Regions from separate parts of the Homo sapiens genome. Here region 2 is linked to region 1. Evidence: read pairs that join two places in POLR2A ChIA-PET (ENCODE). Cell type or tissue: IMR-90. All regions are shown on one strand. Each heading gives the region's core, and the rest is flanking DNA. Links, peaks and the distances in the headings are about the cores only. Region 1 overlaps BMAL1 (basic helix-loop-helix ARNT like 1). Region 2 has its middle 59 kb from the start of BMAL1.

Region 1 (4,395 bases), core at 168-4,167:
ACTCTATGGAGAGTCAGAGAATCTGAGATTTGGAAGGACTCTTCAAGAATCCCCTCTCCAACATCTCAGCCATCATCTGCCTTCAACTTGAAAACCTCCACGTACAGGGAGCTCTCTAAAACAGTGGTTCTCAACATTCGGAGCAGTGTTTTTTGTTTTTGTTTTTATGCTGATGGTCTGGCATGGGGCTGATCACTGGGGTATTTTTAAACCCATCCCACTTCCACGTTAATGTGATTCTAATGTACATAGGGCTGAGAACTACTACTCTCAAATGTTATCCCTCCATCCAGGGCCGGACTATTTGCATTCAGAAAAGCAAAACTCCCCGCTTAGATTCTTCTTACCCCTTCTTCAGTTTAAATACAGGAAAAAATCTAAATGTTCCAATAAAGCCAGCCATTAAGATAGGACAACATTTGGTAAAGAGACTGAAGCAGGTAAATACCCAAGCTATAGTGCCTGAGAGCTTGGGCTGTGTGAATCCCACCCACTGCCTTCCAGACATACAACCACTCAACTCCTGCTGGGGTCTTCCGGTGACAAGGAGGGTGTGCCCCACTCTGTCATGCCCTTGCTCTTATGACTCAGCCCTCCCTCGTTCTAATACACAGTGGACTAGTTTCTCACCTTATTCACTGGTCCTTAATCTGCTCTTTGGAAAAATACAGAGAAACTGTTCTCTTTTTCCACAAAAGGGCCTTCATGATGTGGTTTAATTCAAAGAACTAGGAAATGAATTAATGTGCCAGAAGGTAAAAGAATGGTGCATGTACTTGTGCTGGGACAGAAGAAATGAGTGAGAGGGGAACAGAATCACTGTTGCTTAAGACCCTGGCAGGCTACTCAGCCAGAAGGAAGCTGGGGAGGATCCTTTCCTAAGTTAGGTCCCTAAGCTGGCCCAGGGGCAAGGGATGACAGTGAGGGGGAAGTAACTTTCCAAGCACCATCTGCTGGAAGCCTCATTCTGTCAACAAATAGGGTATTAAAAACTTCCTCGTTTGCCTTGCAGATAATCTTGTATCTCATGGAAGTGTTTTTGAGGCTTTTCATTGATGTGGCAATGTGGCTTGAAAGGTACCTGGACAGAAGGGAACTGTGACACCCTGGAGGTAATGCTGGGCAGGGTCAGGCCTGAACCGACAACACAGGTAAAGCTATTTCAGTACTCCAGAGGAAAGCCAGCAGGTTCCAAAGCAGTGAATGCATCAGCGAGGGGAGGCTCTGGACATTCCAACTCCATAGCACCCTGGCCAGCAGACCATCTGTGAAGGAGCCGGGCCCGAAGGACAGCTAAGGAGCAGAAGCTGTGAGAACACTACCAGCACCACAGAGCCACAGGGGCCAGCCAGTGGCAGGGTCACTCTTGGGAAGATGGTGCTGGTTAATAAAAGACACAGAGGCCTTGGTACGGTCTGCCTAGTTTTCAAAACATGGGGAAGTAGACTAACGTAGACATTGTAAACTGATACAGTTGACTGATCCCTGACATACACTTTATTAAAGATATTTTGAAAGCACTTAGTAAAGAAAGCAGTTTGTCCATTTTGCATTGCTGAGGAAAAGCAGAAGTCCAGCTCCTGCGGCCAAACTGTCTGAACATCATCTGAGTAGACCTGGCTTTCTGTGGAAGCAAGTCCCTGGAACTGGGACCCTGGAAGTGATAAGGGACTGGACAGTATTTCACAGCCACTGACACGTGCTAGAGAGGTGACAAAACCTTCATCGGGCAAGAGAGATCACTCTTGAGTGCTGCATAAACAAGGGAGTAGAAGAGACAAGCCCAACATGAAGTATTTAGCTGAGATAGCATGATAATCCTTGTTCCATACCCTGGTAAGTATGGGTATCTGATAGAAAATTATTAAGAAAAGCAGCAACAAGAAAACGATTAAGCACGTGCCACTGCAAAAGGAGCTTGTTTTATTTATTTTTAAATTTGTCCATCCACAGGACTCTGCTTGATAATTATTTTACATATATATATATATATATATATATATATATATATATATATGAAATAAAGACATAGATTCTTTTTCTTAAAATAATCAAGCCTGTACCCCAGCCCAAAATGTCATTGATTTGGATGTTCCTAGAACAATGCCAAGCCTCTAGTAAGTACACAAAAGGGTTTGTTGAATTCATGAATACGCAAGAATGAAAGGCATAGAGGCAGGCCTATCACATCTACAGCTGCAGATCTGTTACCAGTATGGGAATCAGGACCAGTTACATAATTTGTGGGGCCCAGTACAAAATGAAAATGCAGGGATCCTTGTTCAAAAATTACGTTTTCAAGATGGTGACAGGGCATTAAACCAAGCATGGGGCCTTGTGAAACTGCAGAGGTCACATGCCCATGAAGCTGGCACCGACGGCAGCTCTCGAGATGCTACAGGCATCGGTCATATTTTAACCTCAGCAAATCCTCTCTGAGAACACGGACATCTTTACGAAAAGGATGGAGAGGTGGGCAAAGTTGGGTGTTTGAATAACTGTGTCCTGAGAGTGGTAGCCAAAAGACTATCACTCACTTGATCGGGAGCCTGGTCCCACCCTAAAGTGTTTATCATTGATTTGGATGTTCCTAGAACAATGCCATGCATCTAGTAAGTAAACAAAAATGTTTGTTGAATTTATGAATAAACAAGGATGAAAGGCACAGAGGCATGTATTGGATCTACAAGTCACACAAAGATTCCAAGGGTCACTAATGACAAGCTGGACTGTGGGGCCATTCAACAAACAGGTTTTGACAGAAATGAAAGAGAAGTCCTATCTTAAGTTCAAAAAAGCACCTATACAAGATGTAAAAAACCTGACCTAACAATAATTCATATTCAGGAGAGAAGGGGGAGGAGGCAGTACTGCAGCTGCCCCAAATGATACAGTACTAATCAGATGGCTTTTTTGGCAAGGAAGGCACTAGTCCCATTCAACCTCAGGCCAATCAGACCACAGTTGAAGCACTATATTGGGTTGTGGGAGTCACTTCTGGAAGGAATCGAGCAAATGCATGTGGCTCTGGAAAGTGTGTGTGGCAAACACTGTTGGGGAAGCCAATTCCCAACACCATTCCCAGGCCCCTTCTCTCTTGCCTGTCTCCACCAGGGAGGCTGGAAAATCTATAAACACTTGTTTCTGCACCCTGCCCTGCAGCTAGGCGTGACCAAGTGACACACTTTTGAATAAGCTGAAGTCCACTGTTGAGTTTTCAGGAAGGTGTATCCTTTCTTGATAAAAAGGACAGCCAGACTAGAGCTTCATTTACCCCTGTTTTTACAGTGGGTCTGGCTACTTAGACCTGGCAAAGGTACCTGGCTACATTAAGGAAACAAGCTAGCATGCTAGCTTGGTGTGGCTGAGTGCAAAGACAAAGAACCTGGTTCCTATTGACCTCATTGAACCACTGCAGCAACCCAACATAACCTACTCCAGACCAGTTATACTTGAGAAATTAAACTCTATTTATTCATCAGGTCTTCTGGTCCTTGCAGGTGAATGCTTTCCAATTTGAGATAGCACGTCATGAGGAGATAAATAGAGAATGCTGGAGTGAGCAGACAGGCCAGGCTTATAGAGAGCTGAAAATGGATAGTGATGATGCAAAATTCCAGATGGACTACCCTCTACTCTAGAGCTTTGCAAACTTCTGCTCAAAGATGGGTAGGAAGATTCTGTTGGCTGTGCAGGTAAGGTCAGCCCTGACTTTGTGGGAGGTGGAAGCGGGTATCCTTCCTTTTAGTTACGTTTTTCTATTCATCTGTTTACAATCTACAAGAACACGTTTCTGAATCCAGTTTCTTTCCCTTCAATTCCCAAGTTAATCTCACTTTACCTAGTAACACAACTTAGAGCTTTGTGCCGACCTAATTCTTCATGGAAGACAACAGGTTCCCATAGTGCCACCTCAACCATCTCCCAGCAGAGATTTAGCAAGACAGAGAGAGCACTCAAGTCAAGCAGGTGAAAGCATATATCTCTTGCATTTATTTTTCTTTTTTGGACCACTAGTCTTTGTAAGTTTGTTTGTTTTTTGAGACAGAGTCTCACTCTGTTGCCCAAGCTGGAGTGCAGTGGAGTGATCTCAGCTTACTGCAACCTCCACCTCCCAGGTTCAAGCAATTCTCATGTCTCAGCCTCCCAAGAAGGCATCTGCCACCACACCCAGCTAATTTTTATATATTTAATAGAGACAGGGTTTCAACATGTTGGCCATGCTGGTCTCAAACTCGACCTCAGGTGATCTGCCCGTCTTGGCCTCTCAAAGTGCTGGGATTATAGGCGTGAGCCACAGTTTTGTTATTTTGATGAGATTTTGGTGTAAAGATTTAGGTGGACTTTTTTGTGCTAGTGGTTAAATCAGGTGAAGAGAAATTCTCAATTGTTGTT
Region 2 (4,395 bases), core at 241-4,240, 140 kb after region 1:
GAGGCTAAGATGGATAGCTTGAGCTCAGGAGTTGCAGGCTGCAGTGAGCTGTGATTGCACCACTGCACTCCAGCCTGGATGACAGAGCAAGACCTTGTCTCAAAAAAAAAAAAAAAAAAAAAAAAAAGATGATGACAAATGTCAGACTGTGACTTGGGGAGGAGAAGGGAGATAAACTGGCAACTATAAAAGATTGGTGAACAGAGGGAGGGCCATTGCTAGAAGCACATTTTCTTGCTGATTGCAACTCAGATTTCTCTCTTACAGACCACAGCATTTTTTCCTAGATCCACATCCCACCTCTGGCCTGTTCTCTTGTCTTCACTTACCTGATCCTGCACCCTCTCTTGCCCCTTGGCTTGGCAGTCATGTACCTTGGTTTTCTGAATGCTGCTCCAGGGGCAGAGGTGGGCCCTGGGGCTTTGCTATGTTTGGGGGTGGGGAAAGGGGCCTGGGAAGAGCCAGGCCTTGGTGAGGAGCAGAAAGGGGCCCCTTATCAGCACCAGGACAAGCACTGGGGCACGGCCTGTGGGATGCGATTAAAGATCTTGGCTCTCAACGGTGCTGAGAGTCACTTCTGTTTAATCACTTTGTGCTTAATATTGTGCAGGGTTTAGAAAGGTCTGGCAATTTCATGATTTCTTCAGTCCACTGTGGGAGGGCCTGTGAAAACTGTAGCAGCCTCCATACTCTTTGGAGTCTTTTGATCAGAAAGAAACAGAAATTGTGAACACCACAGAGCAAATGAGTGAAAGGGTCTTACTCCTAGCCTTACCCACGCTGCTTCCTGCCCTTGCCTTAGACCTCAAACCTGGCAAGGCTTCTTAGGTAAGGAGCTGAAATCACCAGCTCATGGTGACACAAATTGTTTTTGCCTTATCTGGGTTAGGATGAAACATTTTCTTCCTATTTCTCAAAAACTTAAAAGCCAAGCAAACGGGATTTCTAAACAAAGAGGGACTTCAAACAGAAGACTAGCTGTCATTACCGGTTTTCTTCTCCCAAAGCCTATCTGCAATTGCTGTCTGGGAAAAGTGGTAGACCTGCTTGAGGTGGCTAAGAAGCCATTATGTCTCTTCCCTACAAGGAGGAAAACCTTATATGGCAGAGCCAGCAGATTCTGGACTCTAGGTCGGGAAGATTCCCAAGTTGCCCACTCAGATGAGACAAAATAGATAAGGAATATAGGCTTTATCTCCGTTTTTCATTTACTTTTAAATTTCTTTCATATTTTATGAATGGGTAATCCATATGCATGATACAAAATTGGAAAGATCCCAAGAGTAGACAGTGAAAAGTCTTTTTTTTCCCCCCTCTCCTGAGCCCTGATTAATCTCTGTGGAGGCAACAGCGTGTGGGGGAGATTGGGAAGAGGAGATAGGAGTCAGGCACTCGGCTCAGGTGCTGGTGGAAGAGCCCAGGAGGGTGGTGTGGAAAAGAATAGAGGAAACTGGCATGACTGTGTCAATGAGGAGGAGGAATGGGAGGAAACAGGAGGTGTAAAATATCAGAAATGGAGGCCTCATGAGTGGAGAGTCCGTGATGAGAGGAAAGTGATGAGCCTGTTTCTTTTTTTTTTTTTATTAAAAAAAATCCTTTATTTCAAATATTTTTCTCTATTGTTTTCTACTTTTTTAAAATTTTGCTCTAAGTTCTGGGATACATATGCAGAATGTGCAGGTTTGTTACATAGGTATACATTTGCCATGGTGGTTTGCTGAACCCATCAACCCATCATCTAGGTTTTAAGCCCCTCATGCATTAGGTATGTGTCCTAATGCTCTCCTTCTCCTTGTCCCCCACCCCCCAACAGGTTCCAGTGTGTGATGTTCACCTCCTGTGTCCATGTGTTCTCATTGTTCAAATCCCGCTTATGAGTGAGAACATGCAGTGTTTGGTTTTCTGTTCCTGTGTTAGTTTGCTGAGAATGATGGTTTCCAGCTTCATCCATGTCCCTGCAAAGGACATGAGCTCATTCTTTTTTATGGCTGTATAGTATTCCATGGTGTATATGTGCCACCTTTTCTTTATCCAGTCTATCATTGATGGGCATTTGGGTTGGTTCCAAGTCTTTGCTAATGCAAATAGTGCTGCAATAAACATATGTGAACATGTGTCTTCATAGTAAAATGATTTATAGTCCTTTGGGTATATACCCAGTAATGGGATAGTTTCTAACACAGAGGTTTTATCTGTGTTCATCAGGTGAACTCCCATTAAATTCCTCTTTGGGCACCTCCTTGGTGAAGTTTTCTTTATTCTTCTCTTCAAAAGTTAAACCTTACTGCTGTGCTTTGACATACCTCATTTTACAACTTAGTTCACCATGTTGTCAGTATCCATTATGCTGGGCTTCCCTCCCAGAGTGTCTTTCTCACTTCTCATTTTCACATTTCTGGCACCAACAATAATAATAGCAACAATAACAGAAATTATCTCATTAAATCCTTTCAATTACCCTGTGAAGTAGATACCTATTGTTTGGGGGCCTTTTGTTTTTGTTTTTGAGACAGGGTCTCTCTCTGTCACTCAGGCTGGAGTGCAGTGTTCCAATCACAGCTCACTGCAGCCTCAACCTCCTGGGCTCAAGTGACCCTCCAACCTCTGGAATAGCTGAAACTACAGGCACACACCAACACTCTAGGCTAATTTCTGTATTTTTTGTAGAGACAGTGTTTCACCATGTTTCCCAGACTGGTCTCGATCTCCTGACTTCAAGCAATTCACTCATCTCAGACTCCCAAAATGCTGGGATTACAGGTATGAGCCACTGTACCTGGCCTAGATACCTATTGTTAGCCTCATTTTACAGATGAGGAAACTAAGACATAGAGAAACTAATTGTCCAGGGTGGCATTGCTGGTAGTTTAGCTTTGGATTGGTATCTGAGCATTCTAACTATAGAGCTTACACTCTGATCCTCCAGTCACACCATTTTGATAAGAATGATTACATTTGGGGGACATTTAGGGGAAACGAAGGACTAGACAAACCACCTTGGGAGGCTGGTCTCATTTTTATCCCCTTTTTGCCAATAAAAACAAGTCTTAAGTCATGCCCAAGAAAGGAAAAGGGTCTGGATCCATGTCCTCAGACTCTCAGATACTGTTCTCTACTCCCAGCGTATGTGCTCATTAGATATCTATAAAATAAATATATGAATAAAATAAAGGAAGGAGAGAGTGGGTGAAGGAAGAAGAAAGGAGGAAGAGGAAAAAAGAAGGAGCAAAGGAAATAAAGGAAGGGAAATCAAATAGAATACTGCACTCAGCTATCTCTTAAACTCAATCAAAGCTGGCTGGTAATGCAAATATTGTAATTCACACAATGTACTGAGTGAACATTTTGAAAGAAGATTCTAGGAGTGAAAGCTTTAAATCAAATGAAGCCTCATTAATGTGAAACATCAGAACATCACAAGCTGATGGGGAAGTGCTTGAGGATAGCAAGGACTTCCCAGATCCCAGGTATAGAAGTCAGCAATAGATTTACTCCTGCAAGTCTGATACAATTTCTTGGAATAGCAAATTACATGAACTGTTGGTTACTTCAAAATCACCCGCAACCAAGAGGTACCTTCTTTTAAAGCATTTCTTGGTGTTTGCTTGTCCTTAAGCTACACCATTAACCTCCTCTATTATTCTGTGACCCAAATGGATCATCAAGATGAATGAAAACTCTAATTTTTTCACGGGGATTTTCCTTTTTTTGGTCCTGTAGACACCGTGTGTATCTGTGTGTGTGCATGTGTGGGTATTTTCTGTGTTTCTCTGTTGCTGCCTGCCTCAGGAAGAGACACTTTCTGCAAGGTAGGCAGCCCTGCTGGCGGTACTTTTCTTAGGTTAATCAAGCCATGCCTTGTGGATTTTTCTACCACAGACAGGAAGGCCTCAGTTTAGCATATTGACAGTAACCATATTTTCCAAACCCCAAATAGGGGCAGGGTGTCTGACCAAGGACGGAGTTCTGCTTATGAATGTAGTCATGTGAACTTCTCAGCAAGGCATAGAAATGACATCATCTGTCATTAGCCATTTTATGAATTGCCTTTATAGAAGGTAAAATGGCAGGACATTGGGTGCACCCAAGGGCACAGCAGCTAGCGGCCCTTGGACCCCTCTCTGGAGTCAGTGATCTTTGTGGATCTTTAAGGATAGCCAGTGATCTTTAAGAAAGTTCAGTCCCAGACAGGGGGCCTCTCTGCCCCACAGACAGAGCTGGCTTTGGTGACACGGCATTGCTCAGGATCCCTGTGGTTATGAGCTCACCCTTGGGCCGCCGGCTGGTCTGCTGCAAGCTGCCAGCCTCTTGGGCAGTGAGTCAGCCATGGGCTGTCACTCCATCCTGCTAAGCCTCTGAACCCTCAGAAACCTCCCCAAACCCAGCACTGCAGCC

Evidence for each region. ChIA-PET counts read pairs that join two places held together with the same protein. Peaks named below come from ENCODE experiments on the same cell type or tissue, not always from the same donor. Only the 100,000 strongest peaks of a DNase experiment are listed, where the experiment ranks them.
Region 2: POLR2A ChIA-PET joins it to region 1 with 5 read pairs; 4 of 35 experiments call an interaction of 5 or more read pairs at or near these places.

What each region holds. Positions count from the first base shown.
Region 1 is chr11:13,360,750-13,365,144 of GRCh38, reverse strand. All of the region lies in intron 9 of BMAL1 (basic helix-loop-helix ARNT like 1), which reads right to left. Among named protein-coding and RNA genes, the nearest start is that of BMAL1, 85 kb to the right of the region's middle. RefSeq lists an enhancer at 241-1,001. In IMR-90, for the core only: no CTCF peak of the experiment used is centred there; no DNase peak of the experiment used is centred there.
Region 2 is chr11:13,216,492-13,220,886 of GRCh38, reverse strand. No RefSeq gene overlaps it. Among named protein-coding and RNA genes, the nearest start is that of BMAL1, 59 kb to the left of the region's middle. In IMR-90, for the core only: no CTCF peak of the experiment used is centred there; no DNase peak of the experiment used is centred there; H3K27ac peaks cover 709 bases.